Linked DNA regions of Homo sapiens: region 2 is linked to region 1. Evidence: chromatin loops called from intact Hi-C (ENCODE). Cell type or tissue: PC-9. All regions are shown on one strand. Each heading gives the region's core, and the rest is flanking DNA. Links, peaks and the distances in the headings are about the cores only.

Evidence for each region. Hi-C counts contacts between places; a loop is a spot of excess contacts. Peaks named below come from ENCODE experiments on the same cell type or tissue, not always from the same donor. Only the 100,000 strongest peaks of a DNase experiment are listed, where the experiment ranks them.
Region 2: it touches region 1 in a loop (10-fold over the local background); 1 of 110 quality-filtered maps calls a loop at or near these places.

The regions. Positions count from the first base shown.
Region 1 is chr3:181,896,135-181,903,706 of GRCh38, reverse strand. No RefSeq gene overlaps it. Among named protein-coding and RNA genes, the nearest start is that of LINC01206, 52 kb to the left of the region's middle. In PC-9, for the core only: no CTCF peak of the experiment used is centred there; a DNase peak (open chromatin) is centred at 3,866.
Region 2 is chr3:181,735,375-181,742,946 of GRCh38, reverse strand. It overlaps SOX2-OT (SOX2 overlapping transcript), which reads right to left. Exons shown (of 7, transcript NR_075092.1): 7 at 719-3,378. Among named protein-coding and RNA genes, the nearest start is that of SOX2, 27 kb to the right of the region's middle. In PC-9, for the core only: no CTCF peak of the experiment used is centred there; a DNase peak (open chromatin) is centred at 3,186; H3K27ac peaks cover 816 bases.

The sequences.
Region 1 (7,572 bases), core at 2,873-5,372:
CAGGAGGCAAAGGTTGCAGTGAGCCAAGATCATGCCATTGTACTCCAGCCTGGGTGACAAGAGAGAAATTCTGCCTCAAAAAAAAAAAAAAAAGAAAAAGAAAAAAAAAATCGTCTATATTTGTGAATGCATGTTAAAAAATAAAAGGCCTAGAAGGATACATGTCAATGGCAGGGGATGCCTTGGGTTGATTGCTGCCATTAAGAAACCTTTATCTGTATCTGTCCTGTTTGGATATTTTAAAGAGAATGTTTTTATATATTAATGGTGTTAGTTTTAATGAATTTTTAAAATTTACTATATTTTGGCCAGGTACGGTGGCTCATGCCTGTAATCCTAGCACTTTGGGAGGCTGAGGTGGGTGGATCACCTGAGGTCGGGAGTTTGAGACCAGCCTGACCAACATGGAGCAACCCCATCTCTACTAAAAATACAAAATTAGCCAGGCGTGGTGGCACATGCTTGTAATCCCAGCAACTCAGGAGGCTGAGGGAGGAGAATCCCTTGAACCCAGGAGGCGGAGGTTGCGGTGAGCCAAGATTGCACTACTGCACTCCAGCCTGGGCAACAAGAGCGAAACTCTGTCTCGAAAATAAAATAAATAAATAAATAAATATAACAATAAAATAAAAAATTAGTATATTTTTTTAAAATAATTGCAATACAGAATTTGTGCTAAAATAGAGATATGTGGCCAGGTGCGGTGGCTCACACCTGTAATCCCAGCACTTTGGGAGGCCAAGGCAGGCGGATCACGAGGTCAAGAGATCAAGACTACGGTGAAACCCCGTCTCTACTAAAAAAAAAATACAAAAAAATTAGCCGGGCGCAGTGGCGGGCGCCTGTAGTACCAGCTACTCGGGAGGCTGAGGCAGGAGAATGGTGTGAACCCAGGAGGTGGAGCTTGCAGTGAGCTGAGATCGCACCACTGCACTCCAGCTTGGGTGACAGAGCAAGACTCCATCTCAAAAAAATAAAATAAAATAAAATAGAGATATGTACAAGGTACTATGTGTCCCAAGGGAAGGTGAAAATAATCTATTCTGTAAAGTTTCCCATTCAATAAATAAGTCTTTAATCTTTTTTTCCCAAAAATAAATTATATATCTCAAGTGTTCATGATATAGACCCCAGAGACTCAGACCAAGAAAACCACCTACTTCGGTGGCTTATGACAGCTTTAGGACGCTGGTTAATTTGCAGAAGTTAGAGCCAAAATTATAAAGCACTCACATTGATTAGTTATTCCTGCTGCAGCTTTCTGACGTGTCAGCATTTTGTGCTTCATTTAATAGGTGAGGAAATGGGAGAAAGGAAAAATAAGTGCCTTGCCCAGAATAGCTCAACAATCAGTGGCTGGAGCCAGGCGCGGTGGCTCATGCCTGTAATCCCAGCACTTTGGGAGGCCAAGGTGGGTGGATCACCTGAGGTCAGGAGTTCAAGACCAGCCTGACCAGCATGGTGAAACCCTGTCTCTACTAAAAATACAAAATTAGCCGGGCTTGGTGGAGCATGCCTGTAATCTCAGCTACTTGGGAGGCTGAAGCAGGAGAATCGCTTGAACCCGGGAGGCAGAGGTTGTGGTGAGCTGAGATCGTGCCATTACACTCCAGCCTGGGCAATAAGAGTGAAACACCATCTCAAAAAAAAAAAAAAATCAGTGGCTGGTACAGAATTTCAAATCTAGAGAAGCAACTGGGACTGATGGATTGATTCTGTGTTCAAACCAAGAGTCAGATGACAGTAGGTCAGGGTTTATAGGCATCTCCTATGGTCAAGAAATCCAAGAAGTTATGACTGACCTCTACCCATTAGATTCCCTTTTGGGGCAACAGGGCTTCACAACAAAACCACAGCAAAACCACAGCAAAAGGCACGTCTCCAGGAACATTCTGAGCCTGATTTTGCAAGCTGATTATTCTGCTGCCCATCAGACATAAGCTCAGCCAGCACGCAGTATGAATTACTCTGCCTTGAGGGTACCCTTTATGTAGCAATTTGGCCGTCCTTAGCTCAAACTAGAAGAGGATCCAGTGATGTGAATAAGTCTCCTAGCCTTTTTTTCCATGATAAAGCAAAAAGTTCATTTCATTCCTTACTTAGTTTCACAAGTAAAAGGTGCCCAGAAATGATTGTGCATATGATATGTAAATTCACCAGTAAAGCTGAAGTTCCTGGCACCGTCATTTATTCCCAACAGGTGAGTCAAGAGTGCACGCTGGCATGATGTGATGCTGAATTACTTGGCTTTTTTTTTTTTTCATCTCTGATTTAACTGAGACCTATAATGATATTTGATGCAGGTTTCTGTATTTAATTAATTTAACATTCCAGATTTTTAATTTGCATTTAATTTAACATTTCAGGTTTTTAATTTACCAGAAATTGTTTATCAAATATTCATTTCAGAGACTTTCACAGTATATATAGTGCATACCCCTCTTTAATTACTGTGTGGTAAATTAATTCTTCTACCAGTGCTCCTTCATCAGATATTGGATTAAGGACGTTGCACTGTTTCAACACAGCACATAAACTCGTTTACTAAACCAAGATGGTAAATTGCCCCATCTATGTGCATTGCTAGTCTGCTTACATGCTTAACCTGATAAAAACTGTTACAGTTAAAACAAGAAATCTCTTATTATTTTAAAGCCAACTGCTTGGCTTGACAAGGCCAGTGTTAAATTGTATATTCTATTCAGTTATTGGATCCAATTTTGTTCTTTTCTCAGCCCTAGACCTTTAACTCTGCCATCTCCCTTCCTACATTTTTTCTTCTGTCTTCATCCATATTATCATCCTCTTCCTTCCTGGGGAATTTGTTGAAATGAGACTACAATTGTCATAGCTCCTGTTAACTTTTGTCTGAGACTTAGGCTGTCTCAGATTATAGACTCACCTTCTCATCCCTAAATTTTACACACACTTCCCTCTTACCTCCTTTCTACCTTTCTGCAAATAATAACCAGTCTTCTAATTTATGCCATATTTAAATTCTCTTGGTCAGGATCATTGTGGATGGAGAAATCTTCTCTCTCCTGTTGTAAGCTATTTGAAAGCATGTTTTATTCAACTTTGCATTGTGCCTTATGCGAATAGGCAAATAGTAAATGCTTGTTGGATGTGTAGATAGATGATCAAACAGATAAATGGTTGGGTAGACAGATATCTGCAGTGTGCCTAGCACCATACTAGCTCTTTAAACTATGTTTTCCCATTTAAGTATTTCTCACAATGAGGAATTGTCCCCACTTAACAGATGAGGACACTGAGGCTCAGAGAGTTAAGTGAGGATTCACTTATGATCTCACAGCTAGCAAAAATCTGAGTCTGAATTTGAACCCCAATCTGTCTGGTCCTCCTGTACTTACTGCACATGAGCAGGACTAGCTACATAATTTTGCCTAGTACAAAATTCAATGGAGACCCTTTGTTTGAAAATCATTAATCATTCCAAGACAGTGACAGCAGAGCACTAAACCTAACGGCAGGGCCCTTCTAAGCAGAATCTGTAGGACTTCACAGGTTGCACGCTCATGAAGTCAGCCCTGTATTAGGGGCTTACACATAGTCATTCTGCACATTCCAGCTCTAGCTCCTCACTCCCAGACTGTTCATTGGAAACTTCTTAGTGCCTGCACTCAAAGAAATTGTTCCAACTTATCTGTCAGAGGCAGAAACAGACCAGTCTTGCCCTATCTACAGATCAGAAGTTTGAACCTTGTTTAGATGCCTGTGGTAAGTTAGATATGCCTCCTAAAATACACTGGGAATATCTTGTGGGCAAAGAAAACCTCAAAATATGATTCTATCACATTCTGTCATGGCTATCACCACCAGAGGTGGCAGGTGGGGGACTAGGGAAATAGTGTGCTGTGCTCTACAATACCTCACTGACCACACTGACCAAAGAAACTCTCTAAGAATCAGTATCCTGCCTTTGCTACTCAGATGAAACAGATTAGGCACATAGGCAGGTAAGGAGAAGCCAGATGCTAGACGGGAACCATAAAGAATAAAGTGGTAGCAGTTCATCAGTTGAGCCTGCGAGCTGAGCTGAGAGTGCTGGCCCAAAAAGAATTCTCTTTGAACGTCCGTGAGCCAATATCTCTGCCAATTTGGTGTAAGCCAAATCTAAGGAGTCTTAGTGTGAAACTCAACACTATATGGTCACAGGCTAAATGACTGCTCCTCCCCAACCCCATGGCCATCTCACTGTGGCTACTATTCTTTTCAAATGAAAGATGACATGTCCATGGGTTTTCCAAGGTGTCCTTAAGACACCAATTTCAGAGGTAGTAGCTGTTGATAAAAAGTCACAAAAGTAGACAGTAAAGTCTTTAAAATCTTGTGTACCAGCCCAAGGCAGTATTGGCTACCCTGCTTGTGACCTAGGAGAGCATGTTAAAGGCCAACACAGAATAAAACAAGCACTGAGGTCATTAAAGGTGAGCATATGCACCAAATTATGGACAAATACCTACTCTGACTGTTGAAAGCTAGTTTTTCAGTATTCTTAAGGGCAGGGCTCATGCCTGTCTTGTTTGTTAAAGAATCCAAGGGTCTAATACAATTGCTCAATAAATGTGGTAGGAGAGAAGAGAAGGAAGATATTCCAAGGGGAAATATGAGACTGAAGAAGTCATCTATGGCCAGGCACGGTGGCTCATGCCTATAATCCCAGCACTTTGGGAGGCCGAGGCAGGCAGATCACCTGAGGTTGGGAGTTTGAGACCAGCCTGACCAACATAGTGAAACCCCGTCTCTACTAAAAATACAAAATTAGCCAGGTGTGGTGGCGGGTGCCTGTAATCCCAGCTACTTGGGAGGCTGAGGCAGGAGAATCGCTTGAACCCGGGAAGCAGAGGTTGCAGTGAGCCAAGATCACGCCATTGCACTCCAGCCTGGGCAACAAGACTGAAACTCCGTCTCAAAAAAAAAAAAGAAAAAAGTCATCTACGTTTAGAAGATACATTTGCAAGTTTTGTTTCTTTGACACTTCTGTTTATTTCAAAAGTAGATGATGGCTGGGCACAGTGGCTCACACCTATAATCCCAGCACTTTGATGGGCCGAGGTGGGCGGATCACTTGAGGTCAGGAGTTTGAAACCAGCCTGGCCAACATGACAAAACCTCATCTCTACTAAAAATACAAAAACTAGCCAGACATGGTGGTGCATGCCTGTAATCCTACTCGGGAGGTTGAGGCCCAAGAATTGCTTGAACCGGGGCTGTGGAGGTTGCAGTGTGTGAGATCATGCCACTGCACTCCAGCATGGGCAGCAGAACTCGACTCTGTCTCAAAAAAAACAAAAATTATTGCCAGGTGTAGTGGCTCACACCTGTAATCCCAGATACTTTGGGAGGCTGAGGTGGGCAGATTGCTTAGACCAGGAGTTCAAGACCAGCCTAAGCAACAGGGCAAAACCCCATCTCTACAAAAATTAGCTGGGTATAGTGGCACACACCTGTCATCCTAGCTACATGGGAGACTGAGGTGGGAGGATCAGTTAAGCCCTGGAGGTTTAGGCTGCAGTGAGCTGTGATGGCACCACTGCACTCCAGCCTGAATGACAGAGAAAGACCCTGTCAAAAAAAAAAAAAAAAACTTCTAAAATCATTATAAATGACTGCATACTATTCCATTATATCTGTTTATTAGGAACAAAACATCTCCAACTTTTTTCTTTTTTTTTTTTTTTTTGAGACAGAGTCTCGCTCTGTCACCCAAGCTGGAGTGCAGTGGCCCGATCTCGGCTCACTGCAAGCTCCGCCTCCTGGGTTCACGTCATTCTCCTGCCTCAGCCTCCCGAGTAGCTGGGACTACAGGCACCAGCCACCATGCCCGGCTAATTTTTTGTATTTTTAGTAGAGAAAGGGTTTCACCGTGTTGGCCAGGCTGGTCTCGATCTCCTGACCTCAAGATCCACCCGCCTCGGCCTCCCAAAGTGCTGGGATCACAGGTGTGAGCCACAGCGCCCAGATTTTTTCTATTTTAAATAACATTGTGATGAATACAAATCTTTGGCCGTAAGTATTAGGTCTTTAAGAGAGAGCATTCAGGCCGGGCGCGGTGGCTCACGCCTGTAATCCCAGCACTTTGGGAGGCCGAGGCGGGTGGATCACGAGGTCAGGAGATCGAGACCATCCTGGCTAACGTGGTGAAACCCCGTCTCTACTAAAAATACAAAAAATTAGCCGGGCGTGGTTGCAGGCGCCTGTAGTCCCAGCTACTCGGGAGGCTGAGGCAGGAGAATGGCCTGAACCCGGGAGGCGGAGCTTGCAGTGAGCCGAGATCGTGCCACTGCACTCCAGCCTGGGCGACAGGGCCAGACTCCGTCTCAAAAAAAAAAAAAAAAAAAAAAGAGAGAGAGCATTCAAAGTAAAAAGGGCCAGGTGCGATGGCTGACACCTGTAATCCCAGCATTTTGGGAGGCCAAGGCGGGCGGGTCCCCTGCAGTCAGGAGTTCGAGACCAGCCTGGCCAATTAGCCCGGAGTGGTGGTGAGCGGCTGTAATCCCAGCTACTCAGGAGGCTGAGGCACGAGAATCGCTTGAACCCTGGAGGCAGAGGTTGCGGTGAGCCGAGATCACGCCACGGTACTCCAGCTTGGGCGATGGAGTGAGACTGTCTCAAAAAAAAAACCAAAGAAGTATAGACTTTTTTTGGGGGGGGGGGTTGGGGGGTGCAGGTATTTGATATATGATGCCATAGTCCTGATCAGAAAGGATATTAACACTCTCTCCAGAAGTGAAAGTTCCTATTTTACCTTTACTGTGCCTGCTATCTTCCCTTTTACATCTTCACCCTACTCTCTGTGCTTGCCCTCAGTTTCTTTGCCCTCCTCCAGTGCAAGCAACCTAAGCAGTCAGGCGCCAGTTCTAAGCAGTCCTCTTGGCTGTACATTGATTCATGCAGTCTACCTCCCACCAAAACTCTTCTTGCTGTGTGTGTGCCACACACTTATGTCTCGCTTTAGAGTATTCCCTCAGGGACCTGCACTTAATTTCTTTAAGCCCAGGTTCCCCACTATAAAATTGGCACACTCTAATCATGACAGCTAACCTTTACATGGTGTTTGCATGTTGACAACTCTTGATTGCTCCTAGCAGAAAAACACCTACTTCCATGACCCCAGAAAGTGATACTAGACTATGAAAAGTACATAAACTGAAGGCAGTTTTTTGTGAATTTGTCTGAAGACCTACTCTCTTTAACTCCTTAATATTTCGCCTTGTTCTTGTGAGTACAAGTGTTAACAGATGGCCCCTCATTTGGAAAAGTTAACTGTCTTTATCCTACTGAAGGCAGTGATAGGTACTGGAAACAATATGGTCTTTGAAAGTGGACAGACTTGGGTTTAAAAATTAGTGCCGTCATTTGTTAATTGTGTGACCTTGAACAAGTAGTATAAACATCTCTTAGAACCCAAATTGCTCATCTCTAAACTTGAAGCACTAATAATAGCTAACCCTTGGCCAGGTGCAGTGGCTCATGCCTGTAATCCCAGCACTTTGGGAGGCTGAGGGGGGCGGATCACTTGAGGTCTGGAGTTTGAGACCAGCCTAG
Region 2 (7,572 bases), core at 2,126-4,625, 160 kb after region 1:
ATATATATATACTCATATATATATATATATATATATATATATATATATATATATATATAAACTGCTCTGTCCTTTCCCCCCTTCTTCTACCCTCCCATTCCCTCTCCCAAAAGGATATTCACCCCTACTTAAAAATCTAATTTTTACGAAGGATTCAGATGAAATGGCATCTCAACAACTTCACAGTACAATTGGTTTAGCCACTGCAGTGTTGCTTTTGAAGCCATTTTCAACAGAGCTGGGAAAAGGGGAGAAGTCTGAGTAAAGCACTGGAAGAAGAAACACTGTGAATGGTTTTAAGGAAGAAAAACATTCATAATCTTTCCTCTTGGCAGTTCTGTCTTCTTGATGGCCACATTTACATACTGAGTTCACAGGCTAGAACTCTCAAAGAGAATTCTACTTTCCTAGAGAAAATCAAACACTCACGGTGGCATCCTGGGGGCGGGGGGGAATGAAAAGGAAATAATCACTGATGATTTATATATATATCATATTTATTTTCCAAGTTTCTGATATCTTAAACTGTTGAAAATACATAAAGTTATTCAGAGACACTTTTTTTTGTTTTATTCCTCTTCAGCTCTATAAGCTGTAACTCTCTATATTTACAATTTTTCTCTCATTTTTATCCAACTGAGTGTATTGGCTTCTTGCTTTACAAAGTAGAAATGTACCTTGAGTGCAACAAGTTTATCTTTATTCCACACTGTTGGGTTTTTTAAAGGTTCTTTATTTTTCCATTTTAAAAACTTCAAAATACACATGTAAAATTTTAGTATTTAAAATATTAGAAACTCCTTACCTGTTAATGTGTTTTAATAACCAGTTTGCCTTTTCTGAACATATTACATTCCTGCTGTACCTATTTTGTAGCAAGTATGCCTATCTTATTTGCATATTTGTAACAAAGTATGCAAAAAGATAAAGATATGTGACCTATTTATATTCAAAACTGACTAGAAAACTCTACAAATCACAGGAATTCTGTAACAGATATGCATTTACAACTTTCTCTAATAAAGATTTTTAAAAATTGTTTTTTAATGTGCTTTTAATGATTGCTAGCCCTCACACCTCCTTACTTGCTTTCCAAACTGTTTATACTGTCCCCAATAACACTCAGTGGAAAGCTGTCATTCCTGGCTAAATCCTTACTTAGGGTGGATGCTATGCCTCCGTGAGACAGGGTCAGGGGGTCAAAATCGATTTTGGAGGCCACCTGGAGAGTCCAGGCCATGAACTGACTCGAAAAATTTATATCAGAGCCAGAATGGTCCACCTCCCAGGGTCAGATCTGGCCTGACACTCCAACCGCAGGCTGGGGCATGCTAGACCGAGCTCAGAGAGAGGCCAGGGTTGTTGACCCTGCTAGCTGACCTCTTCAAACTTCAGGAGAATTTTTTTGGCAGTTACCACGGTGACTGGGTACTCTAAAAGCTTATCCTTCTTACTGAATGGAGGGAAAAAAATTAGGAAAAAAATATGTTAAAACCTACCTTGCAGAGATGCCTATCATGGTTAAAGTTAAAAAAAAAAAAAAAAAAAAAAAAAGGTGGAGAGGGGGGAAGGGAGGTTATGGCCCTAAATTGTCTATGCCTTTGGTATTAATTACTACTGCTTTCCAAAAAAGAAAAAAACAATTATAATGTACAAGTCTTTCAAACTGCAAAACTTGACGTTTGGAGCAGATACTGCTTTTTTTATTTCTTTTTTCTTCTTCTCTTTTTTGGTCAATAGCTGGCAACAATGTGAACAATGCATTAAAGTACTTTTTAAAACAATGCAATTTACTCGGAAATTCTAATATCTCCACTTTTCTTTGAGAATAATCAACTTTGAAATAAGATCCATCATAAATGTTAGCCTATTAGAGAAAAGATGCTGTAAATAATCAGTTTTACCTCAAAATCATGCTCAATATTTTTTTTTTCCTGAAAGAAAATTGCCCAATTTTGCTTGACTTGAAATAATTAAATTAGGAGAAAACCAAGGGTCTATTAGTATATATCTTATCTTTTATGAAATGACTTAATAAAAATAATGTATACGTTAAAAACAACAACCGAAAATACTCTACATATAATAAGAGAACACTAGGAAGAAAAAAATACCACGTGTACTTTATTTTAGAGTAATGAACTTTAAAGCTAAAAAAGCCATAGAATATTCTTCTATGTTAACACCAAATGTTGTCTTGTCCTAAAGTCTCACAACAACAGAAATACTTGCAGATAAAAATTTTAATTCCCCATGGGGTAAACCTATGCACGTTATAAAACTATTAGTTGATTTTTGTTGATAGGTTGTAACACAAAATGCTTTCAAATGGCGCCTATGTGTGGCTTGAAATTAGATGAGAATCATAATAATTTAGAAGTATAATATACTTTAGTCATAATAATACTTGCTCTTAAAAATATCTGAGTACTACACAATGACTTTTTTGTAAAATGAAATCATTGACTTTTATTGTTATTACTCTATATCTCTTACTTCATTTTCTCATCTACTGCTTACATGATCCAGGTCCTAGAAGTCTTGGAAGGACCTCCTCTACCATTTGGGTGCTGGTTCTGTGTATGTCTGTGTGTGTGTGTGTGTGTGTGTGTGTGTGTGTGTGTGTGTGCGCGCACAAAGAATAAAGCATTGGTGAGGGGAGGGTGGATTTGCATTTTAGAAAGGAGTGGCTATATAACAAAACAATGTCTTTGATTCAAATATCATTTTTCATCTTGACTCTAAGCCAAGAAAAAAATGAGAAATTACAGAAATATAGTAATTGACACTTCAAAAGTGAATACTAAAATTTCAGAGGAATGTTTTAACCTAATCTTAAACGTTCATTTTGCTATGACCTATTTTGACTGTTTTGTAATAATCACTAAGTTCCTACAATGGAATGAACATAAAACCAAGTATTAATTAATCTTAATTTTTAAAAACAAGATATAATTCAGGAATCATTTCCTTTCTCCTCTTGTGCTCAAAATAGCCACTGAAAGGCAAGGTCAGAGACATAGTTTGAGATGATCTTGCCAGGCGATCCAATTACACTTTGCTAAAACACAGTTCTTTCAATTAGATAGTGTGGTTCTTGACATTTTGAAGTGGGCAACCAGGTTGGTGAGTCACTTAAACTGTGGTGCCAGCTCATTGTCTATGATGAACTCGAACTGTCCTTCCCAGCCGGGAACTCTTGGCAAGCTTCCTTAAAGACCCAGTGGCTGGCAAAGCATGAGGAACTATCACACAGAAAAGGAGGTCCTCCTTGGGTTTTGAAAACAGACGATAGAAGTCTTAGAATGATGCAAGCCAGGTCACAATCTCCTAAGCCACGAGCCTTATCTTGAATGAAACATTATTTCTAAGTTGGATCTGAAAAGGAAAAAAAGTTAAAGTATAAGGCAATGGTTCATTTGTACAAAAGAAAACAATGCCAAGTCTCTTAGCTTGGTTTCCTCCAGTCCAGTTCAGAATCTCTCCCAGAGAAGACCAAAAATCATTTTTTCAGTCTTTTGCATAAATTTTTACTAAAAGGACTATGAAATAAATAGGTATTTTATTCAGAAATGTATGGATCTGGATCTTCTCTTAGGTTCAAAATTCACAAATGTTACAAAAGTACAGAATGAAGGATCTAAGAGATTATCTATTCTCATGTTTTTACTTTACATATGCAAAATCTGAAGGCCAGAAGCATGAACTGCCTTACATACAAAATACTAGTTAGACGCCTGAACTAGAACCTAGATTCTGGTTGGCATTTCTAACCCAGTATCTTCTCTACTATAATATGTAGCCTTTTCACTAGGGTAGAGAATATTAAAAGCCCATAGTAGTAAACGTATTCAAAGCCTTAGAGACAGAGTCATTCTGGGGCAAGGATATAAAATGATTGCAAATGATTCAAATTTCACTTCCAGGAAACAACTTTAGGTACCACATAAGCAGAAATGTGCTATTGGAAGCTCCAAATTTCTCAGGAACTTATGTCTTATGGTAACAAGGGCGTGTTGTTAATATTATTTCTCCAGATAATTGTTTTTATTGATCTGTTGTGGTTAATAAGCACTGACTAGTTTTTGTAGGTATGGAGTCGCCATTCTGCCAGGTTTGTGATTAAGTAACAAGAAGTGGGGCTTTGGTGTTGGTCTGTCTCTGCTACCAGTATTATGAAAGAGTCTATCCAAATAACCATGAGCTACGCGAGATAGGAGGGCTGCCAGTCCAGGAAGGGCTTGATCTAGTTTTTCTTTAACTTTGCTCTAATTTACTTCAGGTTTAACTTGCATCTGTTAGGATCAACGGATCTTAAAAATGAAGTTAAAAAAAAAGACTGTATAAAAATGTGCAATTAATTGCTGATACCCCAAACTGTGACTTGTCTACTGCATTCAGTTGTAATGGTACTTTTTTTTTTTTTTTTTTTTTAGTCAGAGTGTAGCTCTGTTGCCTAGGCTGGAGTGTAGTGGCATGATCTTGGCTCACTGCAGCCTCTGCTTCCTGGGTTCAAGCGATTCTCCTCCCTCAGCCTCCCAAGTAGCTAGGATTACAGGTGCGTGCCACCATGCCCAACTAATTTTTGTATTTGTAGTAGAGACGAGGTTTCTCCATGTTGGCCAGGCTGGTCTTAAACTCTTGTCCTCGGGTGATCCACCTGCCTCGGCCTCCCAAAGTGCTGGGATTACAGGCATGAGCCACCGCACCCGGCCTTGTAATAGTACTCTCTGTTAGTGTATTTCTAGTGCTGTCTCAAATTTCCCTTTCTAACTTGTCATGGCATTTCAAAAAAAATCATAATTTAATTCTGAAAATTTTCCAGGGGCCTCCAAAGGAGAAAAGGGTAAGGGATGAGAATTTGAGAAGAGAAGGAAAAGTACTAGGTATGCTGAGGGGCCAATCAGTGGCTCTCTAGGGAAGGAGGGGGGTGTTTGAGATAGTTATATGTGATTACGAGGTGAAGGCAAGAGTAGTCAGGTAGTCCTTAACTCCCATCTAGAATTTCAAAGAAATGCTGTTTCCTTTCCATAGATTCAAGAGGGTATTAGTTAAGGGTGGCATGTTTTGGTACTAATCACATGTTAAATTTTGGGAGCAGGGAATGAGAAACTCCTCTGAGGGTGAGTCTGAATAGCATTTGATGGGCAACCTTCACTCAAAATGTGTGGATGAGGCTCAGCTACCTAGGCTGTACATTTACATGTATTTTTCCGTTTCTCAAAATATCTTAGTTGTCTTGCCTTGGCCCAATAGAAGACTTCCCCAACCAAAGGGAAAAGAGGTGTTAAGGAAAGCTTCTTGATAGAAGGGAAATTTCAGATATACAAATCTTTTTTTATTTTTCTTTTTGTTTAGACCGAGTCTCACTCTGTAGCTCAGGCTGGAGTGCAGTGGCACGATCTCCGCTCACTGCAACTCCGCCTCCCAAGTTCAAGCGAGTCTCCTGCCTCAACCTCCTGAGTAGCTCAGACTACAGGCATGCACCACCACACCCGGCTAATTTTTGTATTTTTAGTAGAGATGGGGTTTCACCATGTTGGCCAGGCTGGTCTTGAACTCCTGACCTCAAGTGATCCACCCACCTCAGCCTCCCAAAGTGCTGGGATTACAGGTGTGAGCCACTGCGCCTGGCCTATTTTTCTTTTTAGAATCAAGGTTTGAGAAGTTGGTGAGCTGAGCAAAAAAGAAAATGAGGAATTATGAGATTAAAGTATGAGAAATTTCCCCTAGGTTTGTACTTGAGCTCCACCCTAGGACCAGGAAGGCTGTACTTCAGGAGCAATGCTGATTAAGGGAAGAGGTGCTGGTCTTGTCCACTTCTTGGCCCACCTTAAAACTTTCCCAGAGCTGTTCCTGCAGTGTTCCATTCTAGACACTCTCCACAGGACTATTGTGAGAAGGGCACAGCCTCAGGCAACCTGACCAGTGTCTACTTGCTGCCAAAGCACTGCCACTGGAAAGGAGGCCCACCCTTTTGGCATCCTTCATAGGCCCCTTAGGAAATTGTTAAAGACAGAAACTTTGAAATTGAATTTTAATGATTGTCAGGAAATAAGGGTGAGGTACAGCAGCTGCTCCGGAGCAGCTGTCCCAGCTGCCCTATCCAAGGGACGGCCTGCTTTTTGGCCACCATCTTCCCCCACCCCCGATGAGAGGAAGGGAAGAGGTTGGACAAAAAGGTAAAGGTTTCAACTTTGAGGGCGCCGATTCAGGACCCACATCCACAAACAGAAAACTAAAAGTAAACAAAACAAAACAAAACAAAAGACTTACAACTTCAGAGTCTCAGTTCCAGGCTGCCCAAGTGAATTGTAGGCCCAAGACATTAACTTTTGTGAAGGATGAGGGGGTGGTTGGGCAGAATACAGAGGATCCCCTACTTCTTATACATAATTGCTCACCAGGGAAAGCACAGCCACAACGTAGACAAGGAGGCTGTGAAGGGCCCCAGGGAGAACGGGAGAGCTTGTAGAAGGAACCAGTTTCTCTTCTGGATCCAAATGGCCTGTACTTTGGGGTGACTGCAGTTGGATTAATGCTCCGTTTCCTTCTGTCTGCCTGGGCTGTGTCTAAATGAAAAGCAGACCACAGGATAATGCTCTCCCATCACCAGTTTTCTAATCCCAAAACTCAAGTGCCTGAGAGTGAAACTTCACAAAGAAGTTATTGCCAGCAACAAATTCAGACTGACAAATTGTCGATAATCGCACCTTCAACATGCTGAATGACTTTCAGGCAAGAAATAAGCAGATGCGAGAAGAGCTGCTGGCTGGGTGGGCAAGGTGCAGGCCACAGCCTAGGCTGCAGTTTTCCCACTGTGTCCCTCCACAACAAGGGAATGTGTTCAGTGTGAGGACTGCAGGGCGCCTGCTTGCCTGCTCTAGCTCTTGCTCCCCTTCTTCCTGTCACTCACGTAAACTGCACAGAGGAGCGTCTCTCTTCCCTCTCCTCCAGTTAACCCTTCTGCGTGTGTGTGTCTATGGTCTCAAGCACCCTTGATTTACAGTCACATTACCCAGGTTTACTTTTGATTGAAATCCTGGGCCCCTAGAATGTATTGGACATCTAGTTACTTCTGTATACCTGTACATATTCTGTGACAGATAAAGAATTGATGATATAAAAAATAATATTTTTACCTGTGAATGCATTTGAAAAATGCATGCATATTTTATCATTTAAGAACTTAAGACACATCTGAAAGACATCTTTCAAGGTGTTTGCAGGTTAGTGCTTCTATAATTACCCGCCTCTGTCTGTTCTCCAGCACACACACAGTCACAAGAGTGCTTTTTGATTTATCTTTCCTGTTTTAGACTCACTCCGTGCTTTAAATTTAGGAGCAATTTTAAACACATATATGGATCTAAATATGCATTTATTATATAAGATATGATTTCTTGCCTAGTTTACAAATCCAGTTACCCAATCGTAATGCTTCAAATTAAATTATTAGTCACAGCCCTCCTAGGAGGTTGATTTAGCTACAGAAGTTTGGGTTCAAAATTTAATTCACTATTCCATTTTCTGTAAGTTGAATTTTGATTTCTGCATTTAAATACAACACAG